2 separate regions of the Homo sapiens genome follow, and region 2 is linked to region 1. A link is a loop called in an ENCODE intact Hi-C map of the cell type or tissue named here. Cell type or tissue: ovary. All regions are shown on one strand. Each heading gives the region's core, and the rest is flanking DNA. Links, peaks and the distances in the headings are about the cores only. Region 1 overlaps CASP5 (caspase 5). Region 2 has its middle 150 kb from the start of MIR4693.

Region 1 (8,350 bases), core at 1-8,000:
TCTGGTGAGTATTTATTTGCTCTTTTTTATTCTACTTATATGCATTTAGTTTCCCTCAACTATATAATCAATCAAAGGGTAAGGAAAATTGCAGCAAAATGTAATACACAATGAAAGTCCTAGGTTAGTAATTATTAAAATAATAATGTACAAATATTACCATTATTAATTATGTTCATTTATCTCTCATACACTCCCTCTCTTTGTCTCTCTCTCTGTTTCTCTCCCACCTGCCACACTTAGTTACCAAACAGTGCATCAGACCTTGAACAAAACAGAGTAAACACAGGAGCTATCTATGGGGAAAGCAGGGCTTTGGTCCTCTGAGTGCACATATCACATTACTGTTGTTGACTTTCTCCTTAGTTCAGCTAAAGATGGGGTCCTTGTCACACGACCATGAGAAATTAGACTCACAGACAATCTGAAAGGTGAGGAGGGCAGGGTTTATTGTGTGAAAAGGAAAAAAATGGGAAACAGACCCTTCACAGAGCCAGAGTCCTGCTAATGCCCTTCCTGCCTCGCAGATTGAATACCAGGTACCACCCAGGAAGAGGAGGGGCCAGGCTTCTCCCTGCTGCAAATGGCATGAACTTCCCAAGGCTCCACCCCAGTGTGCATTCTTCCCAGTGCACAGTCTGGTGGGAGGTTCTGCCAGGGAGCCCTTTTTACTTGGCTGTCTCATTACTGACATTCAGCCACAGTTATGGGACTGTAGAAAATACATGCTCAACTATAGGTACTTTATTCAGGAAAACCTGCCTTGAAATAATGAAATTGGAATAAAGAATGCACAGAGTTGGAGAGTGAATCATGTGGTTCTTATGCAGGAGAGGTGTTCCAGCACAGAATACAAGTGCAAATGCCCTGGGGCAGAAATATGCTGAACAGGTTTAAAAAGAACTACAATGAGATAGTGTGACCAAAAGAGAATGCAAGTGAGGGAACTGACAGAGACAAATTAGGAGAAACAGTGAGGAGCCTCATCACAATGTGCTTGAACATCACATGGTAAATCTTTAAAAAAATATTATCTGAGTAGATAGGAAACCCTTCCAGTGCTTTGGAAAAGAGAAGTGACATAATTTAACTTAGGTTTTACAAAGATATTCCTGAGTACTTTTCACTAAATAGACACAGAGGTCACAGATGGAAGTCGAGGGAAATGGCAAAAGCATATGGCAGAAGATGGAAGAAGAATCATAATGAAGGATGGGATGAAGGCAGTGAGGGGTAACCATCTTGACCTTCTGTCCTTTCTCTCTTCTGCAGGAAACCACAGGCAGCCCAGCCCTCCTCTGTCAACATCAAAGAGCACATTTACCAGTATAGCTTGCATAGTCAATATTTGGTATTTCAATAAAAGTAAAGACTGTATCTTTTTAGATTGTATGAACTGTATCTTTTTAGATTCTCTAATAGACAATATAATTTCAATGAAAATGGTGGACGAGTGAAAATGAAGTGGAAGAAACTAACTAGATTTTCGAGTTTTATGGCTCATGTAACATCTATACTTGGCTGATGAAGACGACTGGCTGTGACTTACCGCCAACAATAGAATGAAAGAAGATGGTGTTAAAAGTATAAGATACCACCTCATACCCATTAGAATGACTCCCATCAAAACATACAAACAAACACAAAATAACAGGTGTTTGCAGGGATGTAGAATAATCGGAACCCTGTGCTCTGTTGGTGACAATGTCAAATGGCACCACTGTGGAAAACAGTATGGAAGTTCCTCACAAAATTAAAGCTAGAATTATCATAGGATCCAGAAACTCCACCTTTGGGTACATCCCTAAAATAATTGAAAGCAGGGTCTCAAAGATACACTTATACACCCATATTCATGGCAACGTTGTTCATGATATCTAAAATGTGGAAGCAACGAAAGTATCCATGGACTGAAAAATGGATAAGTAAAATATTGTATATAGATATAATAAAATATAATTTAGCATAGAAAGGAGGGAAGTTCTGACATATGCTAAAATATAGAGGAACTTTGAGGACATTATGCCAGGTAAAATAAGCCATTCACACACACAAAAATACAATATGATCACACTTATATGAGGTACCTAGATTATCAGATTCACAGAGACAGAAAGTAGAATGGTGATTGCCAGGTGCTAGGGCAGGAGAAAATGAAGTGTCATTTAATGGTTATAAAGTTTCAGATTTACAAGATAGAAAGAATTCTGGAGGTAGATGGGTGATTGTTGTGCAAAATTATGAATGTATTTTAATACTATTTGGCTGTACACTTAAAATTGTTAAGCTTGTAATTTTGTTATGGCATTTTACTACGATAAAAATTGCAAAAATATAATGATATAATTGAAAGTGAGAAGGTATGAGGGCAACATTAATCAACTTACATAGAGAAAATTTAACTACTGAGCAACATTGATGAAAGAAGAAATTAGGATTAAATATATTATTTATTGTTCCACAATTAATCAATAAAAAGTATGAACATCATGACATCATCAAATATTAGGTAGAATAGACCAGATATGTGGCTATGTAAGTGAGCTGCATCTCATTTTTCATATCAGGTAGTCAATGGCATTGTTTATGTTCTATATTTCGGGAAACACAGAGGTATAATAGTCATTATTGAGAATTCCAAATGTTACTGCCAAACAAAACAAAACAAAAATAATTGAAGGAAATTACCTCTAGTATGTGGGACTAAAGGTGGGGAGAGTTGTACTGGGAAATATGATTTTTATTGTATTCTTTTCTGTACTATGGACTGTCTCATGAATGTATTACTTTGACAAAATATTTAAAATTATATTGAATTGACACTTTTAATAATTTATAGATTTCTAAAAATCAGGTAGTATTGAATTTTAATGTGTTGAATTTTTAAAGGGTTTGTCCTATGTTGTGAAGCAAAGATTAAACAAATGGAGCAAATTGTTGATAATATATGATACTGGTGCTATAAGGAAAAAAGGTATAGGTAAATATGTGTCTGCCAGTTATTTATTTATGGGTATCAAAACACCCAAAACCTCAGTAGTTTAACACAATAAGCATTTGCTATTGTTCACAAGGTTACCAGTTAGCTAGGTAGGTCTTGACTCTGCTGAGATTATCCATGTGTCTGAGATCACCTCTGCATGGGGTAGGCATCTTTACTGAAAGGCTGGGATCTCTCATATGTTTGGAAAGCACATGGCTGGTCTAGAATGACCTTGGCTGGCTGGGGCAGCTGGGCTCTTTTCCACATGATGTGTCTTATTAGCCAGCAATGTGGCTCAGGCTCGTCCTCATTTAGGTTCAGGTGTCCACGAGGAAGAAGAGCACCAGGCTTCATAAAGCCTGAGCTGGGAATTGCACGAGATCCTTCTACTGCATTATGTTGGCCAAAACCAAGTCATAAGACTGTTACAGGGTTGAAGCAAAGGTCAAGGATACTAGGAAGCCAATGATTAAGGAAATCAATAAAATCGGTAATATATTAAGTGTTTTACAAAAGCATAGAAAAAATTCAGAAAGATGCAAGCTAAACATATAATTGGGGTTACCTTGTGTCAAATTAAAGAGTGTGGATAATCCTTTTCCACTTTACAAACTTTTCTATTGTTTAATTTTAGTGGCAAACCTATATTTATTATTAAAAAATGATTTAAGTATCAGTCTTTTGTATATTTAACAAACAAAAAAACCCAAGTGAGTGTGATAGATAAACAATACCCCAATTGACACATGAACAGAATTGGAGAGAGAAGAAAAGAGATCACTTATGCGACTTTTTGAAATAGTGAAGGGAGTATCACTGGCAGCCTTAAGTCAGCCTCTGTCCCCTCACCTTCCAAATTTATACTTCCAGGGTTGTGCAGGCAACAGTGGAGTGAGAACTCCCAGCAATTTAGAGACTAGTGGTGGTACAATGAAAAATAGGAGTTTAATTTGAGTTATTAACGGTGTTAAAAATTGACAGGAAAACAGAACACAGAGACTTATGTTTGCATGTAAGTGTGCATGCTTTTATTATGATAAATTTGTTATATCAAAAAGAGAATTTTATAAGGGGGAGGAAAAATCACGCACCAAAATTGAGAGTGCAAAACGATAAGACAAATTTGGGAATTAAAAAAATTGTATGGTTGCAATGTAAAAGTTGAAGTATGGTTTGAAAAGATTAGATGTACTGATGAAATATATAGGAGTAATTATTTGTCCTGGGGACAGTGTAAATTATTTTAGAATATTATTAAACAGGGGCGTTATTTATAGTCAGATTTATAATTAAGAAAGATGGCTTGCAGAATGGACAGCAGGTTGAATGGCATACAGGAAGCCAAAATTGCCTGTGTTACAATTCTTTGCCAAGACTCTTAAAACTAAGGTTGGATAGAATTAGAATTCGTAACTAGGAATCAAAGTAAAAATGAATTGGGTTCAAATAATATGAGTTCTTTTTCTGTTAGTCTTTCATTTCCAAACGACTTCTCTTTCCCTCCATTCATATATGTAGCTATCTTCCATTGGAGATAATAATAATCAGTAATGTCACCCAAAGAGAAAAGAAGAATTTGACTTAAAAGGGGAAAATTAGACTTAAAATATATTAAAAAAATACTCTCTTATCTGCCTTGAAGGGCAGGCATTTTCTGAAATAAAGACAAGAATTTAGTGAAACTATTTTCCTTTACCCAGAAGGATCCACCCCGTTCCTTTTTTCCCTAACATCCAGTGAAAGAAGTAAATAGTGTTGACATATACTCACATTAGCAAGTATTTACACATATTTTGAAAGTTTTAATTTTAAAGACATGGTCCCTGTAATCTTTTGCCTTGTAATCTTTTGATCCATAATCCCACCATCATTTTTAGTTGGAGAATATGTATAACAACAGAGAAAAGTATGAGATGCTTTTTAACTTTTAATTTTGGTGTTATCACAAATAATGAATGCACTTATGAGATACATGGGATATATTGATACAGACATTCAATGTATAATAATCACATCATGAAAAAATAGAATATTTATACCCTCAAGCATTTATCCTTTGTGTTATAATCAAATTATCCCCTTTTAGTTATTTTTTAATGCGCAATTAAATTATTTTGACTATAGTCACCTGGGGTGCTGTCAATTACTAGGTCTTATTCATTCATTCTAATAAATTTTGTACCTATTAACCATTCCCACCTCCTCCTGCAACCCTCCACTACCCTTCCAGCTTCTGGTAATCAACTTTCTACTCTCTATACTCATAAGTTCAATTGTTTTTATTTTTAGATTCCACAAATACATGAAAACATGTGATGTTTGTCTTTCTGTGGCTGGCTTGTTTTGCTTAATGCAATGATCTCCCATTCCATCCATGTTGTTGCAAATGACAGAATCTCAGTCTTTCTTATGGCTGAATAGTACTGCATTGTGTATATGTACCATATTTTTTTTATCCATTCATCTGTTGATGGACACTTAGACTGCTTCCAAATCTTAGCTGATGTAAACAGTGCTGCAAAAAAATATGGGAGTGCAGATGTCTCTTCAATATACTGATTTTCTTTCTTCTGGCTACATACCCCGAAGTGGAATTGCTGGATTATATGGTAGCTTTATCTTTAGTTTTTTTTGAGAAGGCTCCAAACTCTTCTTCATAGTGGTTGTACTAATTTACATTCCCAACAGTGTATGAATGTTTCCTTTTCTCTGCATCCTCACCAGCACTGTTTATTGCCTATCATTTGGATAAAAGTCATTTTAACTGGGGTGAGATGATGTATCATTGGAGTTTTGATTTGCATTTCTCTGATCATCAATGGTGCTGAATATCTTTTCATAAGCCTGTTTGTTGTTTTTATGTTTTCTTTTGAGAAATATCTATCCAAATCTTCTACCCATTTTTATTTTTTTCTTTTACCCATTTTTAAATCAGATCATTAGATTTTTTTCTTATAGAGTTGTTTCAGCTCCTTATAAATTTTGGTTATTAATCCCTTTTCATTTGGAGAGTTTGCAAATATTTTCTCCCATGCTGTTGGTTGTCTTTCACCTTGATTATTTTCTTTATTCCACAGATGCTTTTTAACATGATATGATTCTATTTGTCCATTTTTGCTTTTGTTTCTTGTGCTTGTGGGGTATTACTCAAAAAATTTTTGCCCACACCAATGTTCTAATAGTTTCCCTAATGTTTTATTTTAGTAGTTTCATAATTTGAGGTCTTAGATTTAAATCTTTCATCAGTTTTGATTTTGTTTTTGTATGTGGCAAGAGATAAGGTTATAGTTTCATTCTTCTGCAAATGGATATCCTGTTTTCCCAGCACCATTTATTGAAAAGGCTATCTTTTCCCCAGGGTATATTCTTGACACCTTTGTCAAAAACGAGCTCACTGTAGGTGTGTAAATTTGTTTCTGTGTTCTCTATTTTGTTCCATTGGTCTATGCATCTGTTTTTATGCCAGTACCATGCTGTTTTAATTATTATAGTTCTGTAGTATAATTTGGAATTATGTAATGTGATTCCTCTAGTTTTGTTCCTTTTGCTCAGGATAGCTTTGGCTATTCTGGGTCTTTTGCAGTTCAATATAAATTTTAGACTCATTTCACCTATTTCTGTAAAGAATGTTGTTGGGCATTCTTTTTATTGGACAGAGATGGCATTTGGACAGAGATGGCATTCAGTCTGTAGGTTGCTTTGGGTAGTTTGTACATTTTAACAATATTAGATCTTTCCATTCATGAGCATGGAATATCATTTTATTTTTGCGTCCTCTTCAATTTCTTTCATCAGTGTATTATAGTTTTCATTGTAGAGGTCTTTCCCTTGTTTGGTGAAGTTAAATCCTAGGCATTTATTTAAGGCTGCTATAAATGGGATTACTTTTTAAATTTCTTTTTTGAATTGTTTAGTGTTGGCATGTAGAAATGCTACAGATTTTTGTATATTGATTTTATCTCCTGTAACTTTATCAAATTTGTTTATCTGTTCTAATAGTTTTCTGGTGGAGTCTTTACGATTTCCAAATAAGAAGAAAATATGATCTGCAAACAAAGATAATTTGACTTCTTTCTTTTTAATTTAAATGTCTTTTATTACTCCTGCCATTTTGTTATTTGTTGTCTGCTTGTTTTATGATCTTATCTTCCTTTTTTCCTTTTCTTCTGTCTTGCTTTTAGCAAAGGTGATTTTCTCTTGTAGTATGATTCAATTTTTTGCTTTTTACTTTTTGAGTATCCATTGTATGGATGCCATGAGGTCTGCAAATACTATCTTATAACTCATTATTTTAAACTGATAACAGCTAAATACTGATTGCATAAACAAACAACCATGGAAAAAGAAAACTAATAAAAACTGTATACTTTAGTTGCATCATCTCAATTTTTAACTTTTTGTTGTTTCTCTTGATGTCTTCATGTACTGTCTGCATCTTGAAAAGTAGTCGTAGTTATTATTTTTGATTGGTTTAGTCTTTCTAATTAAGAGATGTTTACACATCACAATTACAGCGTTATAATATTCTGTGTTTTTCTGTGCTCTTACTATTACCAGTGAGTTTTGTATCTTCAAATGATTCTTTCTTGCTCATTTAAGTCCTTTTTTTCAGATTGAAGAACTTGGTTTAGCATTTCTTGTAGAACATGTCTGGCATTGATAAAAGCCCTCATCTTTTTTTTGTTTGTCTGGGAAAGTTTTTATTCATCTTTTTTGCTTGAAGGACATTTTCACTGGATGTGCTTTTTTAGGGTCAAAGTTTTTTCCTTTGGCATTTTAATTATGTCACGCCACTCTCTTCTGGCCTGTAAGGTTTCCACTGAAAAGTCTGCTGCTAGATATATTGGAGTATATTATTTGTTTCTTTCTCTTGCTGCTTTTAGAAATCTGTCTTTATCTTTGACCTTCGGAAGTTTGATTATCAAATGTCTTGAGGTAGTCTTCTTTGGGTTAAATCTGCTTGGTGTTCTATAACTTTCTTGTACTTGAAGGTTGATATTTTTCTTTAGGCTTGGGAAGTTTTCTGATATTACTCCTTTGAAATAAACTTTCTATCCCTATCTCTTTCTCTACTTCATCTTTAATGCCAATAACTTTTAGATTTATCCCTTTGAGCCTCTTTTCTAGATCTTGTAGTCATGCTTTATTGTTTTTTTTCCTTCCTACATTTCCTGTGGCTGTATACTTCCAAATAAACTGTCTTCAAGCTCATTAATTCTTTATTCTGCTTGATCAATTCTACTATTAAGGGACTCTGACGCATTCTTTAGTATATCAATTATATTGTTCAATTCCAGAGTTTCTGCTTGATTCATTCTAATTATTTCAATCTCTTTGTTGAATTTACCTGATAGAATTCTGAGTTCC
Region 2 (8,350 bases), core at 41-8,040, 1.3 Mb after region 1:
CTAAGAAAATATATATGCTGTGAGTACATGAATGTAAAAGTAGGTTTTCCTTAACTCACAAAGTCTGTAGGTTTTTCTACTTATAATATTTTACCTATAGGAAAATTAATTTTTTCTTTCAATTTTAGGGTAAACATTTCATTCAGTTCTTTTCTTGGGGAGGAGGCATCAGTGGGAGCATATTCCTTTCAATTTTGTATAGGTAATCATCACAGGAATAATTTATGTGCTGCATAATATACAGTTTAATCAAAAATATGTATTCTGTAGATACTTTCTTTAAGACAGGTCCTATGTTACATGTGAATCATTAGCCTAAGTGGCTAGTTGTTATTTACTTTTAGCTCAGACCACAAGAAAAAAATCTACATCTTTCTATTTTGAAAACACATGTTTAATCAAGACCATCACCTAAACTATGATTTTTTAAAACTAAAGGTGAGATTACATTCAAACAAATTTGTAAACATTTTATGTAAGTATGCACTCAGCTTTAACGTTTACCATCTTCTGAGCAGCCACCTAGATCTCTCAGCATACAGGTGATGAAATTTTGTGTAATGGATAGACGTACACACACACACACACACACACACACACACACACACACACACATTCAGGTTTCTGCTTCCAAACCTTTTTTCTCTACTTCTAATACTCTACATTCTTCTTGGTTACATCTATGGCATTTCGTTGTTGACATACAATTGCTACGATTTCCCTCAATGCATTCATTCATTCTTCACCCAACTCTGCTTCCAGGAGGTGGCATGGCTGGACCAGGTACTCAGGTTAATACTAAATAAATGTTCTGCTGATCCTCGCAGACTTAATTTTTATCATCATTTGCCACAGTTCTGAGAAGGCTAGCCAAGAACTTGGCCTGATGTGTAAATGTGCAATCTCAACGATTTACAACATCAAATAATAAACCTCAATCTTTTCACTGGGAAATCAGTGTCTCCTACCCTTGTCTGCATGGTAGCTATGTGAACGTGCAATTGCAAAGACATTTGGGGGAAAAAAAATCATGGAAACATTTGCATCCCTTCAGTCAGAGCCATTTCTGCAGTTCTTACTGGAACATTCCTAAGGGTGAGCTTGCTGAATTTTGACAACAAGAAAATGTCAGCCAGAGAATGATATTTAACTCATTTGCACTGTAGTTTGCAGTGCACAAGGTGCCAATTAAAAAGCCAGAGGAGAGGCAGAAGAGCCTGTCTCTCAGCTTGGCTGGAGTAAGATATGATATTAATTATTAAAGGGACTCAAAATTAACAACAGCTAAGACAGAAGAAGTGCTACTTTCAAGTACAACAGGAGCTGAAATGCTGCACTGAGAATTGAGTTAAGCTGAAATGGTTTCTAGCTGCAACAAAAGGGAGTTAGAAAGCTGTCAAGAAATGTTCCCCAGCAGGGTTATTAAATGCCTAAATGATTACTGATGGAGGTTGTGAAATCTTGTTTTCTGGAGGTTTAAGAAACAAAAAGAATAGCCAAGTATTTTATAAGGCATTTACTGTGTGTGACAGTCCTGCATTAGACACTGTGATTCAGCCATGAACTAGAAGGCAAAGTTCTGGCCAACAGAAAGCTCACATTCCAGGACTGCAGTCTTTCCTTAGTCACAGAGGCGTCCATGTCCTCAGTCTGCCCACTATGCACCTATTAACTCATCAGATCTGCATCTCTAGATTCATCTCCTCTATGCCAGGTATTATACCAGTCAACACTTTATGTATTTCATCCTCATGACAACTCCACATGGTAAGAATTATTTTATTCATTTTACCAATTAAAAACTGAAACTAAATTAGATATGCAATTTAATTAAGATTACAAAGCCATGTGGGGTAGATTTGAGATTAGGTTTTTTAATTGCAAGACTAATACACTGTTTTTCCATCTCACCCTGCTACCTCTATTCTGTCTCCTCACCACTGGGGCTACCCAAGGCTTGGACATGCTATGTGTTATTCCCTCCTGCATCTATCATCTCATAAGGCAGGAGTATTTTTAGCAATGCTTCTTGGTATCATGAATGTTTAACTGGAGCCCAGATAGTGCCCAGATCTTTGTGCTTTCACCATTTAGTGATTCTAGTGGGAGGAAGTTCAACGGAGGTAAGCTGGTATGAAAGAGATCTGAAGGTGGCAGAACCTGTCACATCTCTCAAATTACATAGCATAGGGTGGGGTGGGGCGGGGGTAACTTCTGTGACTGTGGCCTAGCTCTGTATTATTGGAAGTGGTGAGAGAGAGATTAATTTAGGCCCTCTCCAAAAGACAAAGAAAAATATCCAAAAGTACATTTGTAAAATGGTTACTTGGAACTCAGAATGAGTATTTACAAAGAAGTTAAGCTAGTGGGATGATATCAATAAAAATGGCAGAGTGAAAAACTGGGTACCATAGCACATACCTGTAGTCCCAGCTACTCAGGAGCACAAGCAGTTCAAAGCCAGCCTGGGCAACGTAAGGAGACTCTGTCTCCAAAAAAAGAAGGAAGGAAGGAAGGAAGGAAGGAAGGAAGGAAGGAAGGAAGGAAGGAAGGAAGGAAGGGAGGGAAGGAGGGAAGGGAGGGAAGGAGGGAAGGAGGGAAGGAGGGAGGGAAGGAGGGAGGGAGGGAGGGAAAGAAGGAGGGAAAGGCCGAGTGAGGTCCTCTGAAACTTTTCTCCTCCATAAAAGCAATGGAAAAACATGACAAAAATTCTAAGAATCTACACTGGAAATTAACAAAAGGCTTTCTGCAAGCCAGAGAGATTTCATTGAAAAAATAGAGCAGAATACTAATAAGAACAGCATGCTTTGTGGCATTTAAACTCAACATATTTCCACCTTTCCCTCTCAGCTCCATGGGAGCTTAAAAGCCAACATCCTACAATCATGATGAAAACCGGCAGCCTGGCAGTCAGTGGAGAGGGCAGAATGAGGTTGGAGCACCTTCAAAGCCTCATTCGTGAGAATTTTCATTATGCGACCTGCTGGTGGATTCTGGAATACCAATTATTTAGCTGGACTCAGACATCTGCTGTACAACATTGTGTTTATGGTTAACAATGTATATTGTACACTTAAAAATTTGTTAAGAGAGTAGATCTCATGTTATGTGTTTTTTACCACAACAAAAAAGCACTCAGATTAGAAAGGAAGAAGCAAAGCTATCTGTATTTGCCATAATCTTATTTGTAGAAAATCTTAATGAATCCACAAAAAAATTAGGAAAGCTGGTAATCAAGTTCAGCAAAGTTGCAGGATACAGGGATTTCTGTACAATAGCAATGATCATTCTGAAAATGAAATATCAAGAAAATCTACTTACAGTAGCATCGAAAATAATAAATGCATCAAAAGAAGTAGAAGAGTGATTAAACTATGAATGATTAAAGACTACTTAAATAAATGTAAGTGTATCTCCTGCTCATAGATTAGAAGATAATATTGTTAAGATGACAATAGTCCCCAAATCAATGTACAGATTCAAATTCAATGTAATATTTATTAAAATCCCAGATGACTTCTTTGCAGAAATTTACAAGCTGACTCTAAAGTTCATATGAAAGTGCAAGTGACATAAGATAGCCAAAAATCTTGAAAAAGAACAAAGTTGGATAGCCCACACTTCCCAATTTCAAAACTGGCTACAAAACAATAATAATCAAGACTGTGTGGTACTGGTATAAGGATAGACATATAGACTAATGGAATATAATTGAAAGTCTAGAAATTAAGCAATAAATGTGGAAGCAATTAATTTTCAAAAATAGTGCCAAGACAATTCAATGGGTAAAGAATAGTTTTTTCAGTAAGTGGTGTTGTGAAAAATGGACAGCTCCATGCAAAAGAATGAACTTGGACCCTAACTCTCACCATATACAAAAATTAACTCAAAATGAATCAAAGATCTAAATGTAACAGCGACAACTATACAACTCCTAGAAGAAAATGTCGGTATAAATATTTATATTAGGCAATGGTTTCTTAGATATGACACCTAAAGCACAAGAAACCAAAGAAAAATAATAGATAAGTTGGACTTCATCAAAATTAAAGACTGTTGTGCTACAAAACATACTCTCAGGAAAGTAAAAAGACAACCCTCTAGAGTGGAAGAAAATATTTACGAATCATTTATCTGATACGAATATGATATCCAGAATATAGAAACAACTCTTAGAACTCAACAATTGGAACACAAATAATTCAATAATAAAGGTGAACAAAGAACTTAAATAGATATTTCTACAAAAAAATGTTCAAATGGCCAATAAGCACATGAAAAGATGCTCAAGATAATTATTAAGGAAATGCAAATCAAAACCATCTAGAGATACAACTTTATAGCCCATTGTTTGCAATAACAAAAAAAACTGGGAGCCACTTAGTCATTCATCGTCATGGACTCTGTTAGACACAATCATATAATGAAAAAATATAGTCATTAAAACGTGAGCTAGAACTGTATGTCCTGATATGGGAAAGCCTTCAAGATATGTAGTCTGTTTTCACACTGCTATAAAGAACTGCCCAAGACTCGGTAATCTATAAAGAAAAGAGATTTAATTGACTCACAGTTCCACGTGGCTAGAAAGGCCTCAGGAAACTTACGATCATGGCAGAAGGGGAAGCAGGCACATCTTACATGGCGGCAGGTGAGAGAGAGCAAAGGGAGAAAAGTCCCTTATAAAACCATCAGAGCTCATGAGAACTCACTCACTATCACACGAACAGCATGGGGGTAACCACCCCCAAGATCCAATCACCTCCCACCAGGTCTCTTCCTCGACATGTGGGGATTATGGGGATTAAAATTTAGGATGAGATTTGGGTGGGGACACAGAGCCAAACCATATCACCCACGAAGATGGCTACAATCAAAAAGATAGACAATAATAAGTATTGGTGAGGATTAAAGAAATTAAAACCCTTGTGCATTTTGGGGGGAATGTAAAGTGATACAGCCATTTTGGAAAAACAGTTTGGCAGTTCTGCAAAATGTTAAACATAGAGATACCATGTGACCCAGGAATTCCACTCTTAGGTATATATCCAATGAGAACTGAAACCTATGTTCATGCAAAAATTTGTACATAAATTATCATAACAAAATTGTTAATAGTCATAAAGTGTAAACAATCTCAATGTCCATCAACTGATTAATAGTTAAACAAATTGTAGTATATCCAAACAAAGAATGTTATTCAGCCATAAAAAGAAAATACTAATTCATGGCTACATCATGGATAAATCTTAAAAACATGTTCAGTGAAAGAACTGAGACACAAAAGCTCACATATTGTATAATTCCATTTATGTGACATGTTCAGAATAAGCAAATCTATACAGGCAGAAAGTGGATTAGTGGTAGCCAGGGACTAGATTGAGGGAGGGGAGAATGGAGAGTGACTGCTAATAAGTATGATGTTTCTTTCTAGTGTTATGAAAATATTCTACAATTAGATTGTGGTAATGGTTGCACAACATGAATATACTAAAAGCCACAGAATTATATACTTTTAAAGGGTCAATTTTGTGTTATATGAATTTTATCTCAAAAATAAAGGTTTCATAATTTATCTATCAGATTAGCACAAAAATTAAAATTTGAGAATGCCCAGTATTCACAAGTTTAAAGGGAAATGAGCCCCTTCATACACTGTGTCTGGTAAGGTAAACAGATTCAACTCCTTTGAAACACAATTAGGCAACATTTATCAATGTTTTGCCTGTACACTGACTCCACAATTCTGCTAAAAATTTAGCCAGTAGATGTACTGGTATAGTATGCCAAAATTATGTTCAAAAAAGATTCACTGAAACCATTTTTGCAATTACAAAAAAACTGGTAACCACTTAGACATTCATTAGCATTGGCTCTGTTAAATACAACCATATAATGAAAAATTATAGTCATTAAGACATGAGCTAGAACTGTATGTGCTGATATGGGAAAGGCTTTAAGATATGTTATGTTGAGAAAAACCAGTGTGTGCAGCACTCTGTGAAATAAGCCAGGCACAGAAAGATAAATACCACATGATCTCACTCATATGTGGAATCTAAAGAAGTTGATCTCATTAAAGCAGATAGTATAATAGTTGTCACTGAAGCTGGGGAGGGGAGGGAGGAGGGGAGAATAGGGAGAGATTGATCAATAGGTACAAAGTTACAGTTAGATAGCAGGAATAAATTCTGATGTTCCCTTGAACAGTAGGGTGACTATTGTTAACAATATTGCATTGTATGTTTCAAAATACATAAAAGAGAGGATTTTGAATGTTCTCACCACAAAGGAAAGACAAATGTATGAGGTGATGAATATGCTAAATAACCTGACTTGATTTTTTACAGAATGTATCAAAATACCACACTGTACCTCATAAATAAGCATAATATTGTGTGTCAATTAAAAACAAAATTTTCAAAATGAAATGCACTTTTGAGTAAACATATTTAGTAGTATGCCTTGGTAATAAGTAGTTATTATTCATTAGTAGATAATTACATAACTGGAATTCTCAATTTAAATTTGTGATTAGAAAAATATAGATTAAAAAATAGAAGTTAAGTGATTATTAGGTTACCAGCTTAGCCCACACACATTGACTTTACCCATTATTAGGGGGGCAATTGTACAACACTTACTCTGGAATCAGACTTGGGTTAGAATTCCCATTCTATAATTTAGTTGCTGTGTGAATTTGGGCAAATGGCCTACCTTGTCTGAGCATTCATTTCTTCAGCTAAACATGGGGCTAAGATTTTACGATAGAGTCATTACGAAGACAACAGATAAGCTATATATACAAAAGCACTAGAAGTCTTTAATAAATGGTCATGAATAACGTTCTTATAATGTAAGCAAAATAGTTCTTATAACAACTCAAATCCACAGATCACTTTAAAATTCTTGTATTGTAGATGGGTTAGATGTTTTTAATCTGAGGAGCCCTAATGCTTGGAGCTAAGTCAACATCTCCCTAGAATGTCTCACATTTCTGAATCTTCAGCTCCAGCACCCTGAAATTCTGAATCCATCTGTGCACTGAGCTACTCAAATGTTGGGCTCTTCCAAGCCCTTGAACATCAAGGAAATTTGGCAGTTATCAGCAAGAGGGCAGCCCTTACAACATCATGGAGCTGGGTTTCCAGGCTCAGGGAGATGAGGAGGCCCATAGGCAACGTCAACAGCAGAAGGCTCCACTGGCAGAGAGTCTGCACCCACATGGCAGGCTGTGGCAGCCGGAGGGATGCATGGAAATGTCTGCCAATGTGCTTTGACCATTTGAGGCAAGTGTCCTTACATCATAGCCCATCTGGACAATGAGAAGAGCTACATTTAAGGGTTAGAACAAATAGGTATTACGTCTTGCACTTTGCCTTTTGTATTGCTTATTTGTTTAATCTGTTTTGTACTTTTTCTGTGAAATGGCAGAGTGACAAGTGATCTGGAACCCAAGAAAGCAGGGTAAAATTGCAGGTTCCCCACTTTCTAGCAAAGCAGGTTTGAGCAAATCAACTAACCCATCTGAGCTTCTCTGTCTTCATTTGATGATAATCACATAAAGAGGCTTGTATTATACCTTGGATATAAAAAGTGCTCAATCCATTGTTATTTCTTTTCCTCTTCCCCTCCCATTTCTACTTAGTTCCCCTTTCCTTTCCTTATGATATAGTTTGCAATTTTGGCTTTGGTTAAAGATGCTCTTTCTTCTCTGTGCCTGAAACCTAATGGTGCAAGCTAGATCTGTGGATATGACAGACGTTTGCCCAATGTGGTTGTTCCAGATCTCTCTGGGAAGCAATAGTCTCATGCAAAGATCTCAAATACTAGAAAACTTTCAATGTGCTTAAATAATGTCAATTCAATTTTAATTTTTACAATGTGACATCTGAAAGCTAGAAATGAGGGAACCAGGAAGATGTAAGGACTTTCATAGGCAGTCTCCATATGAAAGTGTTGGGATTACAGCTAGGAGAGTCTGCCCCTTCCCCCTTCATCAACACTGCAGTTTATGGTGTGCTCTGCAGTATGGGCATGGCTGGATCTCCCTGAAATGAGAGGGAACTTGAGAGTAAATATTCATTAGCCAGTTGATTTCACTGAATAAGAACAAAAATCCACACACACAGCCCATACTTCATTCTCTACTTGTTCTCAACATGCATAAAATGATAAGAAGAGATTTCCTTACTAGGATTGCCTTGTAGGAATTAAATTCATTTAAAGCAAAATGAAAGAAGCCTTAGAATTAGAAAACCCCAAGCCTGTTTCTTTTGGAAATTGCTATCTTTATTTTTATTGTTTATTCATTCACTCCCTGGTCTCATCATACCTTTATTGCATGAAT

The links. A loop is a pair of places that touch in the nucleus more often than their neighbours do. Peaks named below come from ENCODE experiments on the same cell type or tissue, not always from the same donor. Only the 100,000 strongest peaks of a DNase experiment are listed, where the experiment ranks them.
Region 2: a loop joins it to region 1, with 12 times the contacts of the local background. A loop is called at or near these places in 2 of 110 quality-filtered maps.

Annotation. Positions count from the first base shown.
Region 1 is chr11:104,987,270-104,995,619 of GRCh38, reverse strand. It overlaps CASP5 (caspase 5), which reads left to right. Exons shown (of 10, transcript NM_004347.5): 10 at 1,273-1,377. Among named protein-coding and RNA genes, the nearest start is that of CASP4, 23 kb to the right of the region's middle. In ovary, for the core only: no CTCF peak of the experiment used is centred there; no DNase peak of the experiment used is centred there.
Region 2 is chr11:103,693,947-103,702,296 of GRCh38, reverse strand. No RefSeq gene overlaps it. Among named protein-coding and RNA genes, the nearest start is that of MIR4693, 150 kb to the left of the region's middle. In ovary, for the core only: no CTCF peak of the experiment used is centred there; no DNase peak of the experiment used is centred there.